Linked DNA regions of Homo sapiens: region 2 is linked to region 1. Evidence: chromatin contacts called from ENCODE Hi-C or POLR2A ChIA-PET data. All regions are on one chromosome and are shown on one strand. Each heading gives the region's core, a stretch centred on a gene start or an enhancer-like site at or near the end of the contact. The rest is flanking DNA. Distances are from core to core; before and after follow the strand shown.

Evidence for each region. Hi-C counts contacts between places; a loop is a spot of excess contacts on that map. ChIA-PET counts read pairs that join two places held with the same protein, here RNA polymerase II (POLR2A). Pooled maps may share reads with other maps.
Region 2: a map of ascending aorta shows a loop between it and region 1 (7-fold over the local background). The contact joins two enhancer-like sites. A Hi-C loop is called at or near these places in 25 of 168 maps with a recorded cell type or tissue (IMR-90, K562, PC-9 and 17 more) and 7 of 50 pooled maps. POLR2A ChIA-PET finds 5 or more read pairs at or near these places in 5 of 52 experiments (BJ, Panc1, WTC11 and 1 more).

The regions. Positions count from the first base shown.
Region 1 is chr3:134,390,039-134,396,986 of GRCh38, reverse strand. No RefSeq gene overlaps it. Among named protein-coding and RNA genes, the nearest start is that of AMOTL2, 19 kb to the right of the region's middle. Within about 2 kb of position 2,371, at least 3 of the 41 ENCODE cell types and tissues checked have a DNase peak (open chromatin) inside an H3K27ac peak, as active enhancers do; they include ascending aorta and left ventricle myocardium inferior, where a contact is called at or near this core.
Region 2 is chr3:134,459,927-134,466,874 of GRCh38, reverse strand. No RefSeq gene overlaps it. Among named protein-coding and RNA genes, the nearest start is that of ANAPC13, 23 kb to the left of the region's middle. RefSeq lists enhancers at 1,407-2,131, 3,583-4,309. Within about 2 kb of position 2,579, at least 18 of the 41 ENCODE cell types and tissues checked have a DNase peak (open chromatin) inside an H3K27ac peak, as active enhancers do; they include ascending aorta and left ventricle myocardium inferior, where a contact is called at or near this core.

The sequences.
Region 1 (6,948 bases), core at 1,122-3,621:
TTACACAAATGCCAGGAAATCCAGGGGCTTCTGGGTACCATATGAAAATATAAGAGAGAAAAAGAGGCTCATTTTGTGAGAAAAATGAAAGATACTTTATGGGGTCACGGAACCATGGAAACAACCCTGCCAGCCCTTCTTCTTGGTGCTTGTTGGGGCTGGGTGGGTGTTGGGAAGAGCAAACCCCAGTTCTGCCTGCCCTTTCCAGCCAGGGTCTCACACAGAAGCAGTCCATGGTGCCCACTGAGGCTGGCAGGAGGGCAGCAGGGGAGAGGGGCCATCCATGGGCATCCAGGGAGGTGAGACTCAGGCTGCACAGAGGTGCGGGGCAGCAGAAGCCCCAAACTCGGAGAGTGGGAAGTTACGCTGTTGGGCGGAGTCAGAGTAGGAGCACAGAGGTTCCCCTGAAGGAGGCCGGTGTCACCTGCAGCTTTCCCTAGTGCCCAAGCTGAGGTGAGGGTGTTCCCCACAAAAGCAAGCTATTCTTGGCAGGTAAAGACACACTCATACCTCACACAGCTACCCTGGCTGTGGGCATGGTAGCAAATTGACTGCTGGTTCTGCTAACCAGTTCAAACTCTGTCAGCAGAGCTTGTCACTTTGTAACCAGGCCTGGACCATATTATCTACTCCTTCTTCCATTCAACGGATATTTATTGTGCCAGCACTCTTGTAGTGTCTGGAAATCGTGGTCCCCGGAGCTAACATTCCAGCGAGGAGAACAGACCATATGCAAGACAAATAAGTGAACATACAGTGTCTCAGGTGTCGGTAAAGTGTGGTGGAGAAAAATAGAGTTGGGACAGGAGACAAAGAGACAGGAAGGGGTACGGACAGAGCTGGGAGGGACTGGGAAGGAAGTTGCACAGAAGTTCTAGTGTGACCCTGCTCTTCTTTTGTCTCCTATGATGGTCTTCCCCTAATCTTGTAGCCGACAACAAAGAATCAGGGTGCACTTTGTTGCTCCCCTGCGGTATCCAAGAGCCCAGAGATGAGCCAATACCACCCGAACTGAGCACTTTCCTCACCTCCCTTCCAAAAGCCAGTCCTGCTAATCCTACCTCCTAACCTTAGAAAGGTCCTATCCAGAAGTCTGTCATTATTCTACCTTCTGTATATTCAGGTCTGCTTCTCCACACATGATCACGCTTCAAAAATTCCCATGGCCCTGCCTCTTCTCCTGTGTTCCTCACCTATCATGCCCTCCTCCTACTCAAACACTTCACACTCAAAGGTGAAACTCTAACCCATCCATTTCCAGAATCCCTCCTTGCCCACATCAGCCCTGTGGACCTCTCTTCCTGATCTCTGATAGCACAGTATACCTGAGCCCCATGATTGAGGCAGTGGTCTCCTGACTGTTGATTTGGTGCCTCCAGCCATCCTGGTTGTGCCTCCTGTGTTTTTATCTCTTCTGTGTCCCTGAAATGCAAGTTCATCTGAGCAAACAAAAGGTACACCACAGATATAGCTCATTTCTCCCTTAAAAACAAGGCTTTGCTTTGTCTAAATGTTCTTCTCTCCATCTGAGAAATGAAAAAGGTTTGGAAAATTCCAGCATGGGAGTGTTCAGCCTTATTTGAGTTGTGCAAGTGGGAAAAAATGTGCTTTTCCCAAAATTAAAAAAATTTCCCCAGCCTTTCCTCTGAAAGCAATTCACAAACCTCTGAGACCAGTATGTAAGCTTGCCAGTTTCTTCACCTCTCTGAGGAATGAATTGTCCTCCCATTTGTATGTCATGGGCACGCATGCATTTGTGGGCAAAAGAGGAGAATGGAGTCAGAGTGGAAGTTAACCAATCTTGAAAATGAAGCATGTGACAAGTGGAAAAGGCAAGCTCTTTGATGCCCAAGTCCCCTGGCTTTCCAGTGTACAAAAGAACCCACTGCTCAACAGCAGTAACCCCTGACTGTTTCTATTCTTCCTCTGCATCTATCCCAGTGTTTCTTCTTTCTGATGAAGGCAGCTGCCATGTTGTGAGTTGCCCTGTGGAGAAGCCCATGTGTCAAGAAACTGAGGGTGGGCTGGGCATGATGGCTCATACCTATAATCCCAGCACTTTGGGAGGCTGTGGTGGGTTGATCACTTGAGGTCAGGAGTCCAAAACCAGCCTGGCCAACATGATAAAACCCTGTCTCTACAAAACAAAAAAAGACAAACAAAAAAAACACAAAAAAATTAGCTGGGAATGGTGGTGAGTGCCTGTAATCCCAGCTACTCGAGAGGCTGAGGCACGAGAATCACTTGAACCTGGGAGACGGAGGTTGCAGTGAGCCAAGATCACACTGTACTCCAGCCTGGGTGACAGAGCAAGAATCCATCTCAAAAAAAAAAAAAAAAGAAAAAAGAAAAAAGAAGAAAAGAAACAGAGGGTGGCTTCTGGCCATTCAGTGAGGTCCTGAGGCACTCGGTCCAACAGCCTGCAAGAAACTGAATCCTGTCAACAACCATGTGAGCTTGGAAGCAGATACTCCCACATTTGAGTCTCCAGATGAGACTGTGGCTGCAGCCAGTGCTTTGCTGGTAACTTGTGAGAGATGCTGAGCCACAGGACCTAGCTAAGTGGCATCCATATTTCAGATCCATGGTAACTGTAAGTTAGTAAACTTTGTTGTTTTAAGCCACTAAGGTTTGGGGTAATTTGTTATGAAGCAATAAATAACTCATATGCCAACTATGTGCCAGGCACTATTCTTGGCTCTGGGGACAGAGCAGAGGACAAAACATACAGCATCTTTGTGCTGACATAGCCGACATCTAATGAGGGAAGGCAGATGATAAATAAAGCATGTCGACCACTTTAGTGTCCCCCAGAATTCATGTATTGGAAACTTAGTCTCCAATACAACAGTACAGGGAGGTGGGGTTTAATGGGAGGTGTGTAGATCATGAGGGCTCCACCCTATGAGTGAATTATTGCTTGTAGGCTGGGAGCAGTGGCTCATGCCTGTAATCCCAGCACTTCGGGAGGCTGAGGCTGGCAGATCACGAAGTCAGGAGATAGAGACCATCCTGGCTAAGATGGTGAAACCCCATCTCTACTAAAAATACAAAAAATTAGCTGGGCGTGGTGGCACGTGCCTGTAGTCCCAGCTACTAGGGAGGCTGAGGCCGGAGAATTGCTTGAACCTGGGAGGCGGAGGTTGCAGTGAGCCGAGATCACGCCATTGTACTCCAGCCTGGGTGACAGAGTGAGACTTCGTCTCAAAAAAAAAAAAAAAAAAAAAGGCTCGCAGATGTGGATTCACTCTCTCTTGCCCTTCTACCTTCCACCATATGAAGACATAGTAAGAAGGCCCACACCAGAAGCCAGAGCCTTGATCTTGGACATCCCAGACGCCAGAACTGTGAGTAGTAAATTTCTGTTCTTTATAAATTACCTAGTCTAAGATATTCTGACATAGCAGCACAAATAGAGTAAGACAGTGACAGAGAAAAATAAAGCAGTGAAGGGAATTGGGGAATTGCCAGGGTTTAAGGGTGAGTGGTGAGGTGGGGGTGATAGTGGTTGTAGCTTTAAATAGGGTGAAGAGGAAAGACCTCTCTGAGAAGGTAGCATTGAGCAGAGACCTGCAAGTGAAGGAGTGAGCCATGAGCTATCTAGGGAACGAATGTTACAGACAGAAGAAACAGTCTAGAATGAGTTTTTGTTTTACTTAGCAAAACAAAATTCAGAGAAGGAAACTCTCTTGGCTCCTCTGTTTAGCCTGTAGAAAAAAAATAACTAAGCACTAGCAGCTCACCAAAAATGCATTTTAACTTCCCTCCTGCCCACAGAAAGAGTCAGAAGTCAGACAGAGATAAGCTGTGTTTCCGTTTTCTTTCTTTCCTACATCCTCAATATAGGCAGTTACACACCTTGGCAGGTGGGACCTCTGTGATTTTGAGGTGGTGAAAGAAGCAGTCTAATGCCTTCTTGTCCTACCATTTACCTTGGTGCGGTTTTCCTGCTTGAGTTGGAGTAGAGCATGTAGGGATCGGGGAGCTGGGGCCACAAGCTACAGGAATACCAGCTGGAGAAGACTTGCATGGCCCAGCTCACTCTGGGATCCTTGGGTCCACCCATTCACATTGGGCCAGACCCCAACAGGGGTCTAAGAAATCCAGCCAGGACCACTCTGGCTGCCCAGGGATGGTCAGAGCCAGGGACACTGATGACCACTCACTTCTATCCACACAGGCCTGAGGCTTATCTGAGGAATTCAAGGAGAGAGCAGTTTCCAAATGAGTTGCCCTTTGAAAAACGTAGACCTAAGAAAGTTATTCTATTGTGTAAGTGAGAAGGGAGAGTTTGGGTTGGCCCACTGATCCTCCTTCTCCACACCACTGTGCTCAGAGTGAGGCTGGACATTGAGATTCTGACACCACAGCTGCCTAGGGGAAAATCTGATTTGTGAGAGGAACAGCCAAGAGCAGCTCCCCTTCAGAAATTGGACCAGAGCCAGATTTGACTCTTTGGCCTAAGTCAGAATCAAATAGCTGCCTGTGACTTCTGCCAAACACTGGCTTGACTTGATGCCTCTCACACCCAAGAAAAAAGGGATGTGAACTTTCCATCCAGCTCAAGTCCTCCAGCTCTTCACAGTGTCCTACCTTGGAACCCAGGGTACTCTGCCTCTTTGCAAACAGCAGAGAAGTTTGCAATAAAGACCTTTCCCAGCCAACAAAAATGGGAAGCTTTTGTTACCATCTAGATATAGGAAACACTCACAGAGCAAAAGGAAAATGACCCCAAATGGAAGCACGGAGGTGTAGGAAGGAATAGAAAGCAATAAAAAGGGTCAATAGATGAGAAATTCCAAATGATTTACTCATTACAATATGTAAAAAACAGTAATAATATTTTGTGAGCTTTAAAATATATATAGAACTAGGCTGGGCGCTGTGGCTCACACCTGTTATCCCAGCACTTTGGGAGGCCAAGGCTGGCAGATCACTTGAGGTCCGGATTTCAAGGCCAGCCTGGCCAACATAGCGAAACGGCATCTCCACTAAAAATACAAAAATTAGCCAGGCATGGTGGCGCACTTGTAATCCCAGCTACTTGGGAGGCTGAGGCAGAAGAATCACTTGAACCTGGGAGGCAGAGGTTGCAGTAAGCCAAGATCATACCACTGCACTCCAGCCTGGGTAACAGAGAGCAAAACTCAGTCTCAAAATAAAATAAAATAAAATATATATGGAATTAAAATACATGACAAGAACAGAAAAGATGGGAGGGGAGTGAGTTACAGTGTTCTCAAGTCTTTACATTGCCCTGGAATTGCCAAAAGTATTAATTTACATTAGACTTTTTGTTGTTGTTGAGACAGGCTCTCTCTCTGTTGCCCTGGCTGGAGTGAAGTGGTGCAATCACGGCTCGCTGCAGCCTCCACGTCCAGAGCTCAGGCAATCCTCCCAATTAGCCTCCTGAGTAACTGGGACTATAGGCATACACCACCACACCCAGATCATTTTTTTATTTTTTGTAGAGACGAGGTCTCCCTGTATTGCCCAAGGTGGTCTCAAACTCCTGGGCTCAAGCAATCCTCCCTCTGTGGCCACTCAAAGTGCTGGGATTATAGGCTAAGACTTTAATAAGTCAAGGCTACATGTTGTAATCTCTAGAGTGACCATGGAAAAAAATAGGAAAACTATAACTAATAATCTAAGTGGGTTGGAATAATAAAAATACTTAATCCACAAGAAAGCAAGAAAGAAGAAAAACAAAATATGTAAAATCAATAAAAGACAAACGGTAAGATAGCGGATTTGAACGCTAGTATATTAATAATTCACTAAATATAAATGGGCTAAATGTCCCAATTAAAATCAAAGATTGTCAGACTGGATCCTTTTTAAAGGAAACTAACTCAGGACACCCTTTTGTCTGCTCCACTTAACCTTAGCCCTCTTACTGCTTGAAGGCTGACTTGATAGCTGGAAGTGCAGTGGTTATCTTACAACCATCAGGCTAAGTCTAGACGCGGTGGGCAAAGAAAGGAGGAACAGAAAGACAAAAAGAGCTGGGACACTAAAGATGCCGTGGAGCTGCCACACCAGTCCCAGTACCCACCTGCAGACTTCATGCATTATGGAAGAAAAATGAATCCCTTACTTAAGTTTAAGCCACTCTTAGTGTGGCATCCAATACTCATGGCCAAACATGATTCCTACTATACAAGGCTTAGGACATTACATCTGCAAAACCCACTGATTATTTGATACTAACTTTACCCCATTTAAATCCACTGGGTTGCATTCCACCTACAACTGATAGTAATCACAGTGTGACCACACTGCAAGAGATGAGACCACTGGACCAATCAGAACACAGAAGAGTTTAGCAGACTGGGACCAGCCGCACGCATATCCTGTGAGTGCCCACTTCTCAGACTCAGAGGGATATTGCTAGGGTACTTTATAAGCACCTTAAATGAGTTAGGGGGGAAAAGTGGCTTCCTGTAGGCAGCCACAAATCAAAAAGTTATATGGATCATCCCATGACAAAAACGTCCAAGAGTTAATTTCACTCCTTCAGCAAATTTTTATAGAGCACTTACTATGTGTCAAACATTGTTCTAGTCATCAAGGACACAGACACAAACAAAACAGGCAAAACTACCTGACTTTGTGCTGTTTACATTACAGTGGGGAAAACAAACAATAAAACAATAAATAAGTGAGATAAATAATATGTAGAATGGAAGTAAGTCAGTGGAGGAAAAAAAAATGTGGAAAAAAGGACAGGGACTAGAGTATGTTATAATTTAAATAAGGTGATCAGGGAAGGTTGTGCTAAAGGATGATGTTGATAAAAGACCCAAGGGAGTGAATAATAGACAAAGACAGGGACAGAAAGCTTCAATCTTCTCATCCCCAAAGCAAAAGGAGAGAATCCCAGATAACATGACTCATCCTCATGAACAGCTTTGGCAGAGGGTGCCGCTGGCTCAGAACTGCCCTTGA
Region 2 (6,948 bases), core at 1,330-3,829, 70 kb before region 1:
GTCTCAAACTCCTGGGCTCAAGTGACCCACCTGCCTCGATCTCCCAAAGTGCTGGGATTACAGGCATGAGCCACCGTGCTCAGCCTGGAGAACCATTTTGAAGGCAATTTGGCAGTATCTATCCAAGTATAAAATGTGCATCTCATCCAACCCAGCAATCCCACCTCTAGGTATCTGTCAAAGAGACATATTGGTACATGTCCTTAAGGCAACATTTCTCAAGGATGTTAAATGCATCATTGTGAGTAATGGAAAAATAATACTAAGTAGCTGAAATGCCCATCAAGAGGGAATATTTAAGAAATTATTATACAACCATGCTTTGGCATGTTCTGCAGTAGTCAAAGAATGAGGCAGAGCTCCAAATACTAATATGGAAAGATCCCAGACACATTTCCAAGTGAAAAATAAGCTGCAAAACAGCACGCATAGTATTATATCATTTATGTTTAAAAACACATGTCACAAAAATATATATTTCTGTGTAAACACATGTATGTCTAAATAAACTCACAGTTCAGGAGAGACACAAGCCAAGCAACCCTGGGGAGTGGGGAAGGTGAGATGAGGAGGGGCTCATGCCTGGGTTTTGCTTATACTCTATGTGTCTGTACTATTCGGATGTTTGAATATTTTACAATAAGAATATATTCATATACAGTCATGTGTCACTTAATCACAGGGATATGCTCTGAGAAATGTATTTGCATTATTAGGTGATTTTGTTGTTGTGCAAACATCACACAGCACAGTTATATAAACCCAGGTGCTAGAGCCTACTACACACCTAGGCTCTATGGGATAGCCTCTTACTCCCAGGCTACAAACCTGCATGGCATGTTACTGTACTGAATACTGTAGGCAATTGTAGCACAATGGTAATTACTTGTGTACCTAAATATATCTAAACATAAAAAGGTACAGTAAAAATATGGTATTATAATTTTTTTTTTTTGGAGACTTAGTCTCACTCTGTCACCCAGGCTGGAGTGCAGTGGTACAATCTCAGCTCAGTGCTATCTCAGCTCATTACAATCTCCACCTCCCGGGTTCAAGCGATTCTTGTGCCTCGACCTCCCAACCAGCTGGGATTACAGGCGCAAAATAGATTTTTGTATTTTTTTTTAGTTGACACAGCGTTTCACCATGTTGGCCAGGCTGGTCTCAAACTCCTGACCTCAGGTGATCAGCCCACCTTGGCCTCCCAAAGTGCTGGGATTACAGGCTTGAGCCACCACACCTGGCCTGGTATTATAATCTTATGGGATCACCATTGTATATGCAGTCTATCATTTACCAAAACATTGTCATGCAGTGCATGACTGCAGTATATGATTGCATTAATGCATAGATTACTAGGTTATAAAATGCTATAGGGACAAGATCCTAACTTTCAAATGTCTAAGCAAAGGATATGTATTTATCTCTCTGTGTATCTGGAAAGAGAGAGAGGGAAAGGAAATATGACAAAATGTAACATTCGTTGGATCTAGGTGGAGTGATATGGCTGTTCATTGTACCATTCTTACAACTTTTCTGTATTTTTAAATTTTTTCATAACATAAAGTTGAAAATAAAAACATATCAAATACACATCACTGGACACACACATACTTTTCCTGTGCATGCAGATTTTTCCAGATGTGGGAGCAAAGCCTGTGACTTGCTCAGCTGCAATTATGGCCAAAAGGCATTGGCAGTCTCTCCTTGTCCGCTTCTTAGAGTAAGCATCACCTCGCTCCTGTGGCCAGTGTCTTTAGAAATCTGCAGAGGCCTCGCTGTATACTAAAGAAGGTGGACAGCCCCTCTGCAAAGCATGGTCTGGGCCCAGCCTGTTGGGGAACAGAGGCCTAGCTGGCCTTCTGCCCCTCTTCCTGCAGAGGCAGCAGAGCCCATGGCCCCCTTAGGGCACCTTTGCCATCGAACATGCCCCCCACGTGTGTTTGGACGCTCCCTGGTGACAGTGCATGGGGCTGCTGCACTCGGCATCCCTATGTGTTCATGTGCATCCCTATGCACATGCCCCCCATGTGTGTTTGGACTCTCCCTGGTGAGGATGCCACAGGGCTGCTACCCCTGGCCTCCCTATGAAGGGCCAGGTGACCCTTGGCAAGAAGAGAAGCTGCAGGCGCCTTCAGGGCCACACCAGGGGTCTCTGAAAGATTCCATTCACTGGAGCTGCTATTCACAGACCCCTCACTTGCTCCTCAGCCTGGTGTTTATTTTTGAGATAGTAGTTTGAGGAGAATGGGGAAAAATGAATTGCAAAAAAAGGAATTGGAATTTTAATGAGAACCATCTGGAGTGTTTTCCAAGGGTGTAATGTTTGGTACAAGAAAGTAATTCCTTAGCTCAAACAAGGAGAAGAGAAATGAAGGAAACTTATATTGTGCTTACTCACCGCTCCCCAACTCAAAAAACGACGCTGAGCAGAACCACCTAAACGCATGAATCACACGCGAATGAGGGTGTAGTGGGGGCTTTGGAGCAGGAGAACCCGAGATTCTGGCTCTGACTTGCCGCAGCAAGGAGAAATGCTTTTCCTCTGCCAAAGAGACTTTGAGGGATGCGTTGTGGTGGGCCTGGGGCCAGTGCCTGGAATTTGGGTAACCATGGAAACAGACCTGCGGGTGACAACAAACACAAGATGGAATTTCAGCATTAGCAGCCAGGGCAGAGGAATGGGAAAGTTCGGGGAAAGTTCTTTTTTTTTTTTTTTTTTTTTAAACCCTGGGGAATAGGGGAATGAGGGAATGAGGGGAGGTACAAGGAAAGTCTCCATGCTCTGAAAAAGCGCTCCCGCCCAGCACCCCAGTGGAGTCACAGGAAGCCAGATTCTCCAGAAGTCTCTATTTTCACTCTACCTATTTTCTTCTTGTATTTATAGCCCATCGCATTCCACCAAGGATTCCATAGGGATCTAAAAGCACTTCCCAAAGGGTCTCAGTACACAATTAAATCCCTGTCCTTGGGCCAGCAGGTGACAGGATGCAACATAATCACATATTGTAAAGACAGCCACTCTTCTGGTGCATCTCAGTTCATCCTCACGACAGCCCTGCGGCCCAGGAGGGCAGGTCCCCCCAACCTTACCTCTGGGGAAAAGGAAACTCAGAGAGCCAAGATCACCCTGAAAGTGAGGGGCCGGCTGCCCCAGCTGAAGCCCAGCCTCCTTGCACCATGCCATTATACCTATAATCTTTATTCTGGGAACATTTGAATAATTATGGTAGCCAACATTTATGAAGAAGAGGTGCAAAACCCTACATCAACCAGTGTGCAAAGGCCAACTATCTGTGTGGCTGCAGAAGTAGGCATGTGTTTCTGCTTCAAGGACATTTGATTGAATGGGAAAGGATTTATGCGATGGGAGAAAGAAATTTTTACAGAGTTATTAGGCATAAAAATTAAAGAAAAGAAACCATGGACTCTAGAATTTTCTTCTCTGAGGTTTTTGAAAGTGGAATAGCTGGCATCCATTTAGATGCCAGAACAAATCAGAGCCTGAGATTGAAAGAAGCATAAAAACATCCACTACAGAATCCTTCCTTTGCAGATGGGGAAACCAAGACAGAATTGGGACTGGAGGCTGGGCACAGTGGCTCACGCCTGCAATCCCAGCACTTTGGGAGGCCAAGGTAGGGTGATTGCTTGAGGCCAAGGGTTCGGGACCAGCCTGAGCAACACAGCAAGACCCTGCCTCTACTTTAAAAAAAGAAGAAGAAAATAAAATAAATTAGTAGGGTGTGGTGGCGTGTGCCTGTAGTCCCAGCTACCCAGAAGCTGAGGGAAAATGATTGTTTGAGCCCAGGAGTTCGAGGTTCATGCCACTGCACTCCAGCCCGGGTGACAGAGAACAAACTTGTCTCAAAAAGAAAAAAAGAAAGAAAGAAAGAAAAGAAAAAAGAAAAAATCTTGGGACCGGAACCTGCAGTCCTGGCTAGAGGCACGAGGTACTTTTCTTAACAGGATATCCCAGGAGGGAGCCCAGAAACAAGCCCATGGGTCTATGTCTTGGAGTCTGATTGGCAGGGTTAAAATAGGAGGCTGAAACAGCCATTTTAAAGAAGAGGATCGTTTTGTCTGGGATCAGACAAGGAAAAAAAATGCATAATGCACTGACATTCTTCAAAACTGAGATCTAGTTTCACTGTTATGACCATCGGTAGTTAAGAAGAAGCCTCTGTTCTAAACAGAGAGACTCAACAGTTAAGAATTTAGCAAAAAAGACAGTTTGAAATCAGCAAAGTTACATAACTTTGTTTCAAGAAATCCTCTCGAAACTTCATTAGCAAAAAATGCCCCTAAATAAGCCAACAGGAAATAAGAAGTGCAGGAATTTCTGGAAATGGGAGGGTGTGTTTTTGTTTTTAAAGGAAAAAAAAAGTTTTTAAGGAAGACGGAAGCCCTGACCCACATAAAGATAGGGTTTCAGTAAAACTAATTTGAGACCAAGAGGGAAAGTCTAAGACTCTCAGCAATGAAGTGAGTGCCCAGGCCCTGAGGGCTTTGTGTGTGCTGCTGAAAACAAACAGCAGCCCCCTAACACGGGCTCAATCAAGGGAGCCGATTTTACACCAAAGACAAAACTTCATTCACTGAAACACAGCAAATCTGCATGAAATTTTCCATAGCCCTATTGGAGTTTAACTGCAGAGAAATTTAAAAATTGTTTCACAGAAAACCAAATATCACATGTGCTCACTTATAAGCAGAAGCTAAATATTGGGTACACATGAACATAAAGATGAGAACAAGACACCAGGGACTGTAAAAGGAGGGAGGGAGAGATGGGGGCAAGGGCTGAAAAACTTCCTATTGGGTACCATGTTCACTGTCTGGTGTGATGGGATCAACAGAAGCTGAAACCTCAGCATCATGCAATATGCCCTTGTAACAAACCTGCACATGCACCTCCCAAATCTGAAATAAAAATGGACTTTTTATTTGTTTGTTTGTTTTTGAGACGGAGTCTCGCTCTGTCACCAGGCTGGAGTGCAGTGGCGTGATCTTGGCTCACTGCAAGCTCCACCTCCTGGGTTCAAGCGATTCTCCTGCCTCAGCCTCCCGAATAGCTGGGATTACAGTTACGCACCACTATGCCTGGCTAATTTTTGTATTTTTAGTAGAGATGGGGTTTCACCATGTTGACCAGGCTGGTTTCAAACTCTTGACCTTGTGATCCACCCGCTTCGGCCTCCCAAAGTGCTGGGATTATAGGCGTGGGCCATTGCACCTGGCCAAAAATTGACTTTTTAAAAAGAGAAATAAAAATAAAATTTGTTTCACCTTTTAGCATTCCAGAAATACTTGCTATTTATCCTGAAATAAAATTGATTTTCCCTAAAGCTCTGTTTTGTAACTTTTTATCTTGAAAACCTAAGGGGTAAGGGAAGGAGGAGAGTGTAATTCACTTTCTCAGTAAATGTTTTTGACAACTTACTAGATGCCAGGCCCTGAACAAAGTGCTGCCATCATTTCTGATTATTGCCCCTTGGGCTTAATACAATATCTGAGTTTTTAATTTTAAAATGCAACGTCTGCTGTGACCCTATAAGCCTCCCATGAAATGTTGAGTTTTCTACCTTCTAATACTGTTAAGCACTATGCAAGCCTAAAGAGGCCACTGCCCATTCCTAATGAGAATCTTCTGTCTATGATTCATGGATTAACCCCTATAAATGGCTTCATGTACATGCCCAAAATATGTGGATCCACAAGAGGTCAGAGAGTTTCATGTAAGTATGTATCTGCTCGTGAGAAAGTGTGTGTGGGAGGGAAGGAAGGAGTAGAAACTGTTTTCATTTAAAAAAGCCAGAGGGGCAAATAGAAAAGTATTCATAGACATCACTAAAGGAGTGAGTTTATAGGGCAGAAAGAGGAAAGGAAGCAATACATTTCCAAATCATAACCCCTTTAATCCTCGAAAAGTTGCTCCTTCAGGAGAAGCCATGGGCTGATCATTATACTGAGAGAAAGGTCCCCATTGCTGTTGTTCTCCACACCTGTACATCCAGCAATACCAGCCTGAGTTGAAAAGGGCCTTGGAAGAGAGCATCTCAATCCAGGGTGCCCAGAGGTTTGTCATGAGAAGTGTCCTCCAGGCAGAAGTGTTTCTTTCTGACCAATTCCAGATCATACCCATTGGATGAGCAGAAGCCTGAGTCCAGACGTGTTCTGGGTGAGGAGCACCCTGCAGACCTCTCCTGTCCCCTCACCGGCCTGCCCCATGGTTTTCTTCTGGCTTTCATGAGAAGAAACATCGGAGCTATTGCTCTAACGTTCAATTTTGTGTGAAATTAAAGAGTATCACTTCTGGGCAGGCGTGGTGGCTCACGCCTGTAATCCTAGCACTTTGGGAGGCCGAGTTGGGTGGATCACCAGACTGGTTCAAGACCAGTCTGGCCAACATGGCGAAACCCCGTCTCTACTAAAAACACAAAAATTAGCCAGGCATGGTGGTGGGCGTCTGTAGTCCCAGCTACTCAAGAGGCTGAGGCAGGAGAATCACTTGAACCTGGGAGGCGGAGGTTGCAGTGAGCTGAGATTGCGCCATTGCACTCCAGCCTGGGCGACAGAGCAACACTCGGTCTCAATAAAAAAAAAAAAAAAAAGTATCACTTCTGTTTTGCCAAAATGCCTGTGTGCAGCTGGAGTTTTCAACAATAATTCTGATGAATACTGTGAACCAGAATATATCAAGCTCCACTTTTTATTGTGCAATCAACTACAGATGCCCAATAAAGAAACCTGTATCAAGGAAATAGGTATGATATAATATCATTGTATCATTAAGATGCTTTTGGTTGCAAGTAATCTGAAACCCAACTAAAAGAAGCTCAAACAATAGGGATGTTTCTTATTTCATATGAGCAACCCAGCTGTAGGGTTGGTTAATTCAGCAGCTAAACGACATCACCCAGAACTCAGGTTCTTGTCCCTGTTTAA